2 separate regions of the Mus musculus genome follow, and region 1 is linked to region 2. The links are chromatin contacts, found by POLR2A ChIA-PET in ENCODE. All regions are on one chromosome and are shown on one strand. Each heading gives the region's core, a stretch centred on a gene start or an enhancer-like site at or near the end of the contact. The rest is flanking DNA. Distances are from core to core; before and after follow the strand shown.

What was found. ChIA-PET counts read pairs that join two places held with the same protein, here RNA polymerase II (POLR2A).
Region 1: POLR2A ChIA-PET joins it to region 2 with 14 read pairs in embryonic stem cell. The contact joins the promoter of Cnr2 here to the promoter of Srsf10 in region 2. POLR2A ChIA-PET finds 5 or more read pairs at or near these places in 3 of 5 experiments (Patski and embryonic stem cell).

Annotation. Positions count from the first base shown.
Region 1 is chr4:135,893,218-135,900,616 of GRCm38, reverse strand. Cnr2 (cannabinoid receptor 2 (macrophage)) reads right to left here and starts at 5,428. Exons shown (of 2, transcript NM_009924.4): 1 at 4,998-5,428.
Region 2 is chr4:135,854,792-135,862,451 of GRCm38, reverse strand. It overlaps Srsf10 (serine and arginine-rich splicing factor 10), which reads right to left and starts at 6,381. Exons shown (of 6, transcript NM_001080387.2): 1 at 6,161-6,381; 2 at 4,043-4,147; 3 at 575-678. The coding sequence starts at 6,225.

The sequences.
Region 1 (7,399 bases), core at 4,179-6,678, 39 kb before region 2:
CACACGTTCTTAGTTTTTGAGAAAGGCCAGATACACGCTGGTTGGTTCCTCTCTACCTTTGTGTAACTTAGTCTATGAACCTCTTCTTCTTGCTTTTGGGGTGTGGGATGCTCCTGGCTTGTTTCCGTCCCGAAGTCACACCTCTCTCCTAAGTCCCTAGTAAACTGCAATCCTACATCTCAAAGCACCTTCCAGAGCTGTTGACCTGTTTTCCAGAAACATGTGTGGTTCTCCATAGGTCCCCCCAAACCCCTACCTGTAGTACTGATGGACCACCCAGTACCCCAACACACCCACGGGGAGGGGGGGGAGACACAGGAAGGACTCATTGAATCTGGACAGAAGCACCACCGTGAATGCACCTGTGGTTCTCAAAGAGGAACTGAGTGGGCACAGCCCCTAGGGAGCCAGGGGAATCACCGCAACAGGGCAGCAGGGGTTTAAGTGAGAGCCCCTGGGAGCCATAGAATCAAGGCTGCCCCGTCTGGCTGTGCGAGAAAGCTGTAGGGGAGGAGAGGAGAAGAGAAGCCACAAACCTTAGAGGACACCCAACCTGTAAAGCCTAATACTCACTTTGGAGTGAGGTCCTCTCCTCTTTGGATCCTGGCAGCTAGCCCGACTCCACTGCAGCCCCTTCTTCTTCCTACCCACATCACCCACCTCGCTTGTCTGTCCTCCTTAGCATTTGGGGGTCTTCACCGCCTGGGTGAGGCATGCATTGTGGGTGTCTTAGTTAGGGTCTTACTGCTGTGAACAGATATCATGACCAAGGCAACTCTTATAAGGACAGCGTTTAATTGGTACTGGCTTACAGGGTCAGAGATTCAGTCCATTATCATCAAGGTGGGAGCATGGCAGCATCCAGACAGGCATGATGCAAGGCAGAGCTGAGAGTTCTACATCTGCATCTGAAGGCTGCTAGTGGAAGACTGGCTTCTAGGCAGCTAGGATGAGGGTCTTAAAGCCCACACCCACAATGACACACCTACTCCAACAAGGCCACACCTTCTAATAGCGCCACTCCCTGGGTCAAGCATATACAAGCCATTACAGTGGGACTTTCTTCTTCCTAGGAGATGGAAGAAAGGACAATTTCTTCCTATTCGGGGCTCTGCAGGGGGTCTGGGGAGACCAAGGAGGGAATCCCAGGAAAACCACCACCAAACACCCTGCTTTTGCTGGGGCTCCTGCTTTGGCCTTGGCTAAGCAGTTAAACCCTCGACTCCCTCACTTGTGTCTTGGGACAGGGGGAAAGTGTCCTCGCAGGATCAGGGTATTATGGTACGAGCTAATGTCAGTGACAGCCACAAGCCCAGAGAGGGAAGTCCTGTGGAGAAGGCCATGGGATGAGGAAACCCTTGGGTTTGTGGTTGGAACCTCAGGGCCTAACACACAGTATGCTTCCCTCTCCACTGTGGCCCTGCTCTCGAGCTGCACATACCATGGCATCAAAAACCTGTTCTACGGGCTGGTGAGATGGCTCAGTGGGTAAGAGCACCCGATTGCTCTCCCGAAGGTCAGGAGTTCAAATCCCAGCAACCACATGGTGGCTCACAACCATCTGTAACAAGATCTGACGCCCTCTTCTGGAGTGTCTGAAGACAGCTACAGTGTACTTACATATAATAAATAAATAAATCTTAAAAAAAAAAAAAACAAAACCTGTTCTACAAGGGACAGTTATGTGACAGCAGTGACCTGGACTGGGTCTTCACACCTATGAGGGATTCTCTACCATTGTCCAGCTGTTCACTCTCATGACAGAGCAGGGCTTGGCTAAGACCAGCCTGCTAGTTTTAACTGAGATGGTTTCTTTCACAAATAACCCTGACTGGCCTTGAGCTCTGTGTCTCTGGGGTGAGAACCCACCAACTCAGGTGGCTTTTAAGTCCCGGTGGGCTTCAGATTTCCACCTTGAAATTGCGAGTGGCCACGAGCTGCCACAGGCTGCATTGGTGGAGCTGAAGACACAGAGGTTCAGGAAATGACGTCAACTACCTAGCCGGGGAGGCTGGCTTGGATCTGTCACAAGACTAGCTAGCGTCTGCCTGCCACTCCCCACTGCTTTGACCAAGTGACATTGTGCAAGTCCATACTGCTGCTGAGCCTTGTTCTCCTTATCTGTACAATAACGCTGTCTATCTCTCTGCAGACAGCCTTCTGTGTCTCCGGCCTTCAGGGCTTTTCACAATCATAAGCAGAGGCTGCTTGAAAACCCCTCTCCTAGTCCTTTGAGAGAATCCAGCTCAGGGGGGGTGAAGCTGATGCTCAGGTGGGCGGGAGCAAAACGCCTTGGACTAGAGAGGGATTCCGGGATGTGGGACCCTCAAGTAGCTGGGGGCTAGGTGGACTCTGATCCCTGGAAAGTTTGGGGAAAGGGGCTCCCTAGGGGAGATTGCTGAAAGTCAAATATTAGAGATAGGCAGGGTTTTGTTTTGTTTTGTTTTGTTTTGTTTTGTTTTGTTTTGTTTCGAGATAGGGTTTCTCTGTGTAGCCCTGGCCATCCTGGAACTCACTCTGTAGAGCAGGCTGGCCTCAAACTCAGAAATCTGCCTGCCTCTGCCTCCCAAGTGCTAGGATTAAAGGAGTACGCCACCACTGCCCAGCGAGATAGGTGTTTTAAGTCTTGACAATGAATCTGGGACTACAGCTATTCCAGCAAAATGGTGAGGCCAGACCCAGCAGGGAAACGCCGACCTAAGGACCAAATGTATCTTTTGTTGGTGTCAGAGTATTAGTGAAGCTCTCTATGTGACCTGTGAGGCTACTCCCACTGGCTTGGCAGGGTGATGCTCAGAGTTCTATTGGATTCCATCAGAATCAATACAAGGTTCGGGCACCCTTAGAACACGCAGTCAGAGTAACGGGGGCAGAAGAGTTGAGGACACAGCTCAGCTGTTTAAAAGCCTGCTATGGAAGCACAGGACCTTCTGTGGAGTCCCCAGGGCCCACAGGAAAAAAGTTGGTATGATAATGCGCCTGTAATCCCAGCACAGCCAAGGGGAGACATGACTCTCTGGCCAGCCAGACCTGCTGACTGAGTGAGCTTCAGGTTCAGAGAGAAATTGTCTCAAGAAACAACATGGAGAGCAACTGAAGAAGACATCAATGTCAACCTGTCTCACTTCCACAAGCTTACCCACACAGGGGCATGCACCCTCTCTCACACACACAAATAAATAAAACAGGGAACAGTGAGATGGGGAGGCAGCCATTTTGGCAGTTTAACTGAGGAGAGAGGAAGGGTTGCTTCACAGGTGGGGAGTCACACGCATGGGACCACACAGATTAGGGAGCAAGCTCCCTTGAGCCACAAGCAACTGCAGAACTGAGGCCATGTCCCCCTCCCCCCTCCCCCCGCCCCCAGACTTCCTGAGTCTGTCATGAGCCCTTCTTCTGCCCAGTCCTGGCTTTCATGACCATGGCACATCTCTCTTGAGACCGATTTCTATCCTAGGGAAGGAAGTGGTACCTCCTTTTCATATTTCTAGTCCACAGCATGGGCAGAGGGGACAAGGCCAAACTCTCCACCAAAGCTATTCACGGAGCCCCAGTGCCGTTGTCTCTCCCTAACCAGTGTCACCTGGCTGAGCCCTGACCACAAGCCTGAGGGTGGCGTTCTCAGACCTGCGCTGCCCCAGAAGGAAAAGCTGAGGGCCAGAGAAGTGGAGTTATTTGTGCCAAGCCATAGAATGTTAAGAGTTAGGATTAAACAGGAGCCTCCGCCCCAGGACTCCCACCTTGACATCTGTCTTCCCTCAATAAGAGTGACTTCCAAGGAAGCAGAGCCCGGGTCTCACAGTCTAGTACCTGTCGTCGTATCTGACAGCCAATCATTTCACTGCACCTCAATTTTTTTTCCTTCTATAAAACACAGGCTTCAAGCCGAGCGTGGAGGCACACGCCTTTAATCCCAGCACTCGGGAGGCAGAAGCAGGCGGATTTCTGAGTTCGAGGCCAGCCTGGTCTACAAAGTGAGTGCCAGGACAGCTAGGACTACACAGAGAGACCCTGTCTTGAAAAACCAAAACCAAACAACAAACAAACAAACAAAACCCCACAGGCTTCAGATTGCCCAGGTGAGTCCCAAGGCTTTAGTCTTCTGGAGTCCTTTTCAAACCCCCACCTGCTATGGATGGCCCAGTAGAGTAGACCAGGACGCCAAAATACTCATATTCAAGCCAATATTCTCAAGAGATGCCCCTGGGACTTCAGGGGAGTAGCACGCAGCCTCCCTCTGCCGAGTGTGGGGTAGGGTAGCATTTAACCACAGAGGTTGACTTGTGAGCAGCCAATAAAGGAAACCTTGAAAGGGCCTTGGAGCAGAGCCCAACCCACAGAGAAGATCTGTGTGGCGTGGAATTCTGTTCCCTGGGCTTGTGTGGCCCTTTCTTTCCAACAGCTTCGATTATCTACAGGAGGCCTTCAAAAAATCGTGCCTGTACCAGTCCCTGTGTGTGGGGTCATTAGACCCTCCCCTGACGTTCCAACACTCCATCCCTCCCTCCTGCTTCACCCCTGCAAACCGTCCTGTCTGCTGCTTGGAGGTGGACTGTCAACTAATGGGGACACCAGCGATGTCACTAGCTTTGAGCACTTGTCACCATGCTGGGGTAGGCTTTTTGATGATACAATTGCCCAAGCCACCCATGTCCCTACAGACAACACCAATAAGTTTGTCCCATTCACTAAGCTGGACTGGAAGCAAATTTTCTTTGGCCTAGAGTGGCTATCTGTTTCAGGGGTAAATAGAAATAGACTCCCCCAAAAAGGCCACCTAAGTTTTGGGGGTTTATTACTGTGAAGAAAGGCAAGGAAAATTCTATCTCAGGAGAACCAGTCTTGAGCTATGACCCATGTTCCCAGTCCGACATCCATCCCCCTGCCTCAGACAGTTCCCTTTTACTTAGCGAAGAGTTAGGGAAGAGTTGAGGTTAGAACATAGGCTTTCTGGAGCGAGGAGTCTGAAGTAAAACAACAAAGGAAGTTACACTCACTGTCATTTGTCAGCCGCTGGGCCCCAGGGTCTTGTGGAGCCTTGTCCTGGCTATTCTGTATCCAGATCTGGAGACCCAGCAGGGACCCCCACGTAGGTCCCAAGAGCTGCAGCTCCAGCCTGGGGTTTCTTGCTCTCACACTTTCGCAGATGAGTGAATGAGAGGAGGTCTGGTGCAGATAAGTGAGTGAGAGGAGATCTGGCCTTCCGTACCGGTTACCACTTCCCCTCTGGGTCCTCAGTGCCACAGTGTTCTTGCCCTGCGGTTGAATTCTCTCTTCCTAGGAACTCTGGCCAGGGGAGGGCATAGGCATAGACCTTAGACTCCAGAAACTTGGGTTCTAATCTGGCCCCGGGTGTATGCTGTCCTGCAACTCACTTGACCTCTGTAAAGTTTACATCCTTTTGTCTGTGACATGTGCCAGGCTATGTGTGTGCCTCATGCCTCCTCCCTCTCGCCCAGAGCTTTGAGATGCAAATGCCTGCAGGTGTTGGCAGATGACATGAATGAACGCTGCTGGCTCCTGGTTCTGCTCCATTCTGTGACTGTGACAAAAGCAAGTTCAGAAGCTGGGCATGATGACACACACCTTTAGTTCCAGCACTCGGGAGGCAGAGGCAGTTCAAGGCCAGCTTGGTCTACATAGCAAATTCTAGGACATTCAGGGCTACAAATAGAGACCCTGCCTCAAAAATCACAAAGCAGAAAATCAAAAGTGTGTGTGTGTGTGTGTTTATTTCAGCTTGCAGGTGACAGTTTCTTATTGAGAGAGACATCAAGGCAGGAACCCAAGCAGGTACCTGAAGCTAGGCTTGTTTGCTATTTGTGGTGGTTTGAATATGCTTGGCTGTAAGAGTTGCCTTGGTCATGGTGTCTCTTCATAGCAACGAAACCCTAGCTAAGACACCATTCCACACAGCATTACCTCTAACAGAGGAATTTGCTATGAAGACATAGCAAGAACTGTGGAGGGGGCCAGTTGCTGGCTCAGTTGAATGCCAGCTTGTATCCTCCTAGATCTACCTTGAGTTTTGCTGCAAGGTCTCTCACTGGAACCCAGGATTCACCCGCAAGGCTAGGCTGGCTGTCTCCATCTACCCAGTGTTGGGATTATAGTATTCTTCACCATGCCTGGTATGTGCACACAAGCATGTGTGCATGTGCCTGTGGATGCTCGTGTGTGCACGTGTGCATGTGAGTGTGCATGTGTGTGCATGCATGTACATATAGGCATGTGAGTGAGTGTTTTGCCTGCATGTGTGTATGCACACCACATGTGTGCCTGGTGCCCTCAATGATCAGAAGAGGCTTCGGATCTCCTGGGTCTGGGGTTTCAGGCAATTGCAAGCAGCTATGTGGGTGCTGGGAATTGAACCTGGGTCCTGTGGAAGAGCAGCCAGTGCTCTTAACCACTGAATCACCTTTCCCTTTTAAAGCTGGGTTCCAGGGGATTGACCTCAGGGCCCCATGCTTGCAGAGTAAGAACTCTGCAGATTGGTCTCATCCCATCCCAGGAAGTGTGTTTTCTCCTTTTCCTTCCTTCCTTCCTTCCTTCCTTCCTTCCTTCCTTCCTTCCTTCCTTCCTTCCGTCTTTCTTTCTTTCTTTCTTTCTTTCTTTCTTTCTTTCTTTCTTTCTTTCTTTCTCTCCTTCTCTCTCTCTCTTTTTCTTTTTTCTTTTTGGTATTTCAAGACAAGGTTTCTCTGTAGCCCTGGCTGTCCTGGAACTCACTCTGTAGACCAGGCTGGCCTCAAACTGAGAAATCTGCCTGCCTCTGCCTCCCAAGTGCTGGGATTAAAGGTGTGTGCCACCACTACCTGGCTTAGGAAGTATGTTTCTAATGTCCAGTTCTAGAACATACTCTGGTATTGTATCTTCCTCATACATTTTTACAGCTATCATTAGGTAAAATGTTTAAGTGGAATCTTATGACCATCACATGAAGTCTTCTCTATAGGAGGGATGATCAGGGCTTCTTCAGGAGGGAGATTTTTATGCTGTGGGTAATGTTGCTAGATTCAGCATGTGAGAATACAGCAGAAATGTTTGAGGGCTAGAGAGATGGCTCAGTGGTTAAGAGCACTGACTGCTCTTCTGAAGGTCCTGAGTTCAAATCCCAGCAACTACATGGTGGCTCACAACCATCTGTAATGAAATCTGATGCCCTCTTCTGGTGTGTCTGAAGACAGCTACAATATACTTAGATATAATAATTAAGTCTTTAAACAAAAAAAGAGAAATGTTTGAGATATGTATGTACTAAGAGTTATTCAGGGCTAGGGATGTAGCTCTGTGGTAGAGTACTTGCCCAGCAGGTGAGCAGCCCTTAGCTTCCATCTCTAGGCCTGGAACAAACTTTTTCCTTTTTTGTTACAGTGAACAGTTAACAGGGTGTTAGGGTGTT
Region 2 (7,660 bases), core at 5,132-7,631:
AATAATAAGTCACTGGCTTTTTTCAATGTCTTCTCACAATTACTTTGCCAATCAATGTTAACTACTTTTGACTCCAGGAACTGATACCGCAAGAGTACATGAAATGCAAGATTTGGCCTATAAAGAATATGTAACACCAAGTACAGTAAAGTGGGACTATGCAGCTCTGAGAATCAATGCATAGAAAAGCTAAAAGGAGCAAACACTGATTTAGTAACTCTTCAACAGCCATATTAACCCGTCTTGTAGTAAATCTAACAGCAGAGTCAGAATTGAAAGCCAGGTCTACAAGTCTCCAAAGTCTATATATAGTCCTGCTGCTATAAGCTGACAAATGATGTATACCTGCATAACCAGAGCAAAGTGTTAATATAAGATCTAGCCCAGTTTTAACCTAGTTACCTTTCCATGTCTAATCCTATGAATTTATTTCCATAGTTATGTACCTACACAACCACCCAATTAATTTTTTAAGCTCTTGGAGAGATTAGAAAGAAAATAATAAAACTAAAAAACTTAAGTCTAAAAAGCAACACACTGCATGCATGTTAGGCATATGGGCATTTATACTTACTCTTCCGATCCCCCTGTGCGAACTGGATTTCAATCTGACGCCCACAAATCCATTTTCTGTCCAAATTATGTAAAGCGTCTTCAGCATCACGAACATCCTCAAATGTGCTAAATGTTAAGGGGCTTGAGAAGTTTTGTAAACTTTGATAATGGTTTGTGAAGTCTGAAACAACTCATAATCTCTCAGCATCGCTCCTCTAGACCCTTCATGATTATTTGGTTGACTTGGCCAGTAATACTACAGGCATTAAAAATACTCGTAATCTTCTATGGTATACAGTTTTAAGACACACATGTAAATACGTGTTGTAATAAGATCTGCCTTAACTGAACTACCAGGTACACTATAAAAAACTTCCCCATGTACTAAGAATTAACTTGATAAAATAGAAAAACAATCAGTCAAATCTGTTGGATACCAAAAAAATTTCTTACAATAAAACCAAATTACGATTTTCATATTATTTCAAATTAAAAAAAAAATGCCAGTAATTCTTAAATAAGCAAGCAAAGTATGCTTTACAAGAAAAGAAAGCATTAACTTAAAACTTCAGATACAGGCAATATTATTTCATGTAGTTGTCTTCCTTGCACCACACAAGATAGGCATGCTAGTCATTTATAGGCATAAAGTCAGAATCAAGCAATACACTCAGTCACTATGCCAAATGCACATGACATCCATGCAGACTGTAGAAGCACACTATCAAGAAGTGGCAAAAGGACTCCTAGCTTAAAAAGGCCTAACTATGACACTAAGTATGCAGCTTCCTGCAAAATAATATGTCGGCTGGTTTCCCATTTGAGTCATGGCAGTATTTACCCGCATTAAATAGAAAAACTGTTGGCACTCAATTTTCATCTGAGAAACTAAGCTGCCTTGTAGCTCTCCCCCATGCCTGCAACAGAACCCCTAAGTTGACCGTTATTTTGTCTAAGCACATCTTTTCTAAAAGCATCATTCAAATGGGAGACAAGTACACTTAAGACCATGACCAAAAAGAATTGACTTTTGGAAAACGGATTTTTACTACATCCTAAAATCATCACTCTAAGCACATCCAGTTCAGTGTCTCAGATGACTGGAAATGCATATTTGGAGCACCAATTAAGAAAATACTCCCAAAGTGACACATTAACTTCAAGGCTGACATATTTGTTCCTTAGATATAAACAGTCTGTCTCAGCCTATCACTAGACTTCCACTTTCTGTCCAAACATAATTAAGGGCCATAGGCCTCAAGATCTCTCTCTGAGGCCACTAAATATAAGTTAAACAGGAGAGATTTTTGCAAAGTCTCAAATAACTGTGCTTTCAACTTTTGTAAAATGGCTGATAGTTATAAACATCCCTCAAGGTTAACTGTACTTAGGTACTAAACTAACAGGAATCAGTTCACTTGATGTATACTGTACTACTTTGTTACACCAAGAGACAGTATAGTTTCAGAATGACTCACATTAAGAGCTGCAAAGATTATGAATGTGAGCAGAGCATTCTTGGGTACTATCCTTAAAAACAGAATCTTGGCCTAGAGGACAAGGAGCTGCAATTCACCCACCTCTTAAGCCAAGGATAAGGAGAGAAGGCAAAACCAGGAAGTCTTGGAAGACACAGTAGCATTAAGCGAAGCCAGGTACTGGTCACCAAGAAATCTTTGTGTTCCCAAAATATTAAACTGGCAAACCTGTTAACTTACTCCTGTTTACTTACTACTCTGGACTCCTTGTGTAACCCATTACTGTTCAAATACAGCATACTCTTGAGGAAAACTACTGCTGACACTGTTCCCAGGCCACCTCACACCATACAAATCCCGAACATTATAAACCAGACTGATCAATGCATTTATGAAGCCAGATAAGGCATTATCCTTTAAGTTTCACAACGAATCCCCAAGGTTCTCCTGACCACCCACAGGCCCCACATGAGTGAGCAGCGTTAGGTTTTTCCCTCTCAGCTTTACTAGGAATTTATAAGGTCAGAGTTTCAAGAAAACGAATTTAAGGAATAGGAAAAGTTTCCTGGGTTGAAATTCAGCTTTAGACACCTCCTCTCTCCACTTCCTTGGACAAGGAAATGACCTTACAGGTCAGAAACACAATCTCCTGAACCTCAGGATCAAGGCTCATTTCCCATACACCATGATTAGGACCCATATCATGAAGGTGGCCTTCTGCAGTCCATGCAGAGCTAACTGATATTCTGCCTGTGCCAAGCCATGCAGGGACAGCAGGATTCACAGAACCAGCAGCCACTTAGGAAAAGAAAAAAAAAAGACAAGAACAAACCAAAAAGACCTATTGCTACTTATTTTTAGTGGCTCTACCCTAGACCATCCAGCTGTCTCTCTAAGTGCATGCACCTGCCTCTCCCTTACACAGGGCTCTGTGACTGGGATTTTAGTACCTCATATTACAAGAGCCTCTGATGAACAGGTCTAAAATCAAATTATGCGGAATTTAAACTTAACAATGTTTTATTTTGCTATAACTTTAACTTGATAAGCTAGGAGAAAATACACTCATACAAGACCACAATCACAATCTCAAAGGCCCACACAAACTCAAGTTACAGGTTTTGTCACTAGACCAAACCGGCATAATTATGAAAATTAACTGCTTGCAAAATAAAATAAAAAATAATAAAAAAGAAAGTAGTTATTCTGTAGGATACATCAGGTATGACTCCTTTAATCTTGGCCATCATTCAACTTCATCTTGACCTTTAACTCTTTTAGTGCTTGTCAGAAGGACTTGTCATGAGATGCTTGGTCAAATATGACAGATGGCTTTATCTTTAACTTTGAAAAACAACCTTTTCCCCCTTTGTGGATAAATCGAGGCTTTGTCTCCCATTAGGCTTGTCCTTCTTCCAGCTTTTCTTTATTTTTTCTTTTCCCAAACTCTCCCTTCTCTTCAAGCCTGATCCTTAAGAGGTCTTTGGCTTGTCTACTTGCCTTAAGTGTTGAACTCTACTCTAAAAGTTCTTTCATGCTTTCTCTTTGGGGTCTCCATAACTGTACAGCTTTACATTCTGAGGTAACAACAGAGGACAGCAAATTAGGGGACAATATTAAAGAAGTTTACCTCATTGTTATACAATTTGTTTTCGATCAAGTGATTCAAAATAACAAACAAGATTACTAAACTTTAATTGCTAAGAACAAGAACATATTAACTTTTAATTTGACTTATAGCAAAGATGGTAGCAACCATTGTATTCAAATTTTTTAAAAAATTACATATTATAATCACTGATTTGAGTTTCAGCAGCAAGGATGGGAATTTAAAGGTTTATTTTTGGATTAACTAAGAAATAAGAGCAATGAATCAGGAAATTTTAAAAGATTTGAAGACATAAGACATTAGAAGACAAAAAGACTATTTTTTATGTTACCACTTACATAAAAACTTGAATTTCAAACTTCAACACCCCTCACTAATCATCCATCTGAAGAAAGGATATTGAACATATGCAAATCCTCTTGGACGCCGAGTGTAGAAATCAAGTGGGACATAAACATCTACTATTGGACCATAACGACCAAATTCCCGACGTAAATCTTCAGACCTAAAACATCATGAAAAAACTCAAACTTTTTATGCTCACATTCCTGAACATGTTCACATTTTTCAACATCACCTTAAGGAATATAAGGATTGTGGTTGATAATAGCATATAACCCATGGATCCTTATACCCCTGCCTTTGCCAACAAGCTTTCTGAGCTACAAGGTGGCACACACCTTAAAAATTCCAGGACTCAAGAGGCAGAGTCTAAAGCTAGCCTGGTCTACAGAGGAAGTTCCAGGACACCTAGGGTTAGTTACATGGAGAAACTCTGTTCTGAAAATCCAAAGATAAACAATGCATCTCGGGATGGGGATTACACCATACAAAGGCAGCTCAACTTTAAATCCACCACTGTGAAATCAGAGGTAGAGGGATCTGGGAGTTCCAGATAAATCAGGGTCAGTGAGACCCTGCCAAAAAAAAAAAAAAAAAAAAAAAAAAAGCGCACGCCTTTGATCCCAGCACTTCAGAGGCAGAGGCACGGGGATTTCTGAGTTCGAGGCCAGCCTGGTCTACAAAGTGAGTCCTTGACAGCCAGGGCTACAGAGAAACTGTCTCGAAAAACCAAAACAAACAAACCCGGGTCTTCACTGTTCATAAAGGGCATGTCTTCAACTTTTTTAAAAACTGAAAGACTGCTGCTGGTGGTGAACACCTTTATTCTCAGCACTCTGGGAGGCAAAGGCAGGAGGATTTTTGCTAACCTGTCTACAGAGCAAGTTCCAGGTCAGCCAAGGCTACAAAGAAACTGTCTTTAAAAAAAAACGAATAAATGGCAAAAACAATCATCAAATATTCTAGCATTCTGAAAAGTATTGTATATTTGTTTTAAGGCAGGTCTCATTCTAGTCAAGTTGGTTTGGAACCCAATTTCCAGCATTAAGCATTCCCATCACATCCCCGCTTACGCTAAAATTGTTCAACAGGGTCAGCCATTAAAAATCTGAAATAAAACCATCACAGTATCTACATACTTCATACTTAAGTATTAAAACGACAAAATGGAAAAATTTTTAAGTCGTTAATTAACCACTTTTGTTTTATGCGTAATGACAAAGAGGATACAAAACTCCACAAAACAAGAAAAACCCAAAACCTCAGTTTTTCTTCGGAGTTTATTTTGTACGAACACGAAGAGTAATCCTGTGATAAAAATCTCTTCTGAAAAATTCCGAAGGCAATTCAAAGCAAAGGACAAGCTGTGAAAACAAAGCCCTTTACCAGGCGAGACTCGAACTCCCAGACCCGTCTTCTGAGTGCTGGGGCTACGCCCGGAGACAAGGCGGACTTTTATTAAAAGTACCGCCTCCGTTCACCCAAGTTAATCACGAAGGTCCCTAACGGGAGCGGTCTCTCCAGCACCTCGTTTTCAAAGAGATTTCCGCGAAAACACGTGGATCACTCCATTTAACCGAAAAATTGTTACACTCGCCCCAATCTCCACGACTCCTCTCCCCCACAGCAATCTCGAATCCACTCATCACCATCCACACAGATGGGGGAGATGGAGCTGCAAACCCTCCCCTCCGCTATCCCGTTATCCCACTCGCATCTTTTCCATCTTCTGACTTCGTAGCCCGAGCTGACCTCCGACTCGCGCCGATCCTCCCGCCTCGGCTTCCCCGAGTGCTGGCCTGGGCCGCCCCGCCTGGCAACCCTTTTCCCGTTTTCAACAACAAAAATCCCTTTCAGGCCGAGGGGGGCGTGCACCTCATGGAACGTGGACGTCGGATCCATGAGGGACACACACGTCCGGCCCGCCGGCTCGGCCCAGCCGCCGAGCACGCGGGGGAGGACGGGGCCCCCGAATGCCCGCCACGCGGCCCTCACGCCTGCTCGCTCGCCAGCGCTCGGCCCGGTGTCCGCCCTTGCTCCTGCAGGCCGGCGGCGCGGCCTAGAGCCGGCGCGGGCCCCGCCATCTTCGCCCCGCCCCTCCCCCGCGCCACGGCCGCCGCTCGCCGGGCGCCCGCGGCCTCCCTCCCCCGCGCAGTAGCTGCTCCGGTGCGCTCACCTGGTGTCGTCCGCCACGTTCCTGACGAACAGAGACGTGTTAGGGGGGCGCAGGTATCGGGACATGGTGGCGGCGGGACTCTGGGCCGGCGGCGCTAACGGGCTCGGGCAAACCGTCCGCAGCTCCGGCGGCGGCTCACATCCACTCACACCACACTCGCACAGACCCAGAGGGCTCCGCTACGGCAACTGCCTCTTCTCGCGAGACTTGGCTCCCGCCTCCAGGCCCCCTCCCACCTCCCGCCCCGCAGCACCGGCGGAGGGGGACAACGGCTTTTTCCCGCGAGATCTCTGGGCGTGCGCGCGCCGCCGGCCTGACGCGCGCACCGCGGCCTCGCTGCCGTTCATTGGCTCCAGGCGCGGGCTCCTCCCCTCCCCCTCTTTCTTTCTTTAGCGCTGCGCTTTCCCGCCCTTTCCCGCCCGGCCGAGCCCGCCATCCCTCCTCCTCTCGGCGAGCGCTCGGGTTAAACTACCATGACCGGGCTCGGGAGCCTCGGAGCCAGCTAGAGGCTGCTCCGGAATCCGCTGTTCGGAGTTGCGCCTGGGCTTCTTATCAGATCTCTGGCCAGAGAGAGGAACTTAGAGATTCTTTGTGGGGTTTGGGGGAGGGGCAGAGCTTTCGGCGTGCCGTGCGTGCAACTCTCTGCCTTTGCTGCACATCCGCGTCACCTAGGCACGCAATTCCCTCCCCGTGAGACCCGGGCCCTGCTGTCCTTGTCTCTGTTGCTCACATGCAAGGTGCCTGAACCCCTTTTCCAGCCTTGAAGAGGTGGTGTTTGTCTCTTTGTTGTTTTCTGGGGATCCAATCTAGGTCCTTGGATTTGCTAGCCAAGTTTCTTCCCACAGACCTGCCTGCACCCTAAGACAGACACTGCCCACTCACCCCGGCCCATCGTCCCCCTCTTGCTCCAGTCCCCCTCCAACTTTCAGTCCTCATCATGGGACTCCCCAGCTACAAAAAAACCTTGGCTAGCTGGTTTGCTTTTCTCCCTCTCCTTTTTTCTCCTCTCTTCTCCCTCCCCTCCCTCTCTCTAGCGCCTCCTCCCCTCTATTCCCCACGTTGAGGGAGCGGGCTCAGTGCTTTGTTACTAGTTCCCTCTTTGGCCTCCTAGGGCACCCATACACAAGTGGGCAATACACTTAGATTTTTATTATTGTTTTTGTGTGTGTGGTTTTTTGTTTGTTTGTTTGTTTGCTTGCTTTTCGAGACAGGGTTTCTCTGTACAGCCCTGGCTGTCCTGGAACTCACTTTGTAGACCAGGCTGGCCTCGAACTCAGAAATCCACCTGCCTGTGCCTCCCAAGTGCTGGGATCAAAGGCGTGCGCCACCACTGCCCAGCGCCCTGTTTTTAAATATGGCTTATATGCGTTAATATCTACGGAGTTCAAACTTATGAGTGAGAAGATGCACACATCACTTCCCTCACATACATCACACAGTCTCTGGTAAACATGAGGACTGCGGAGAGAATGAGAGTATGACCAAGAAGAAAAGCAAGAA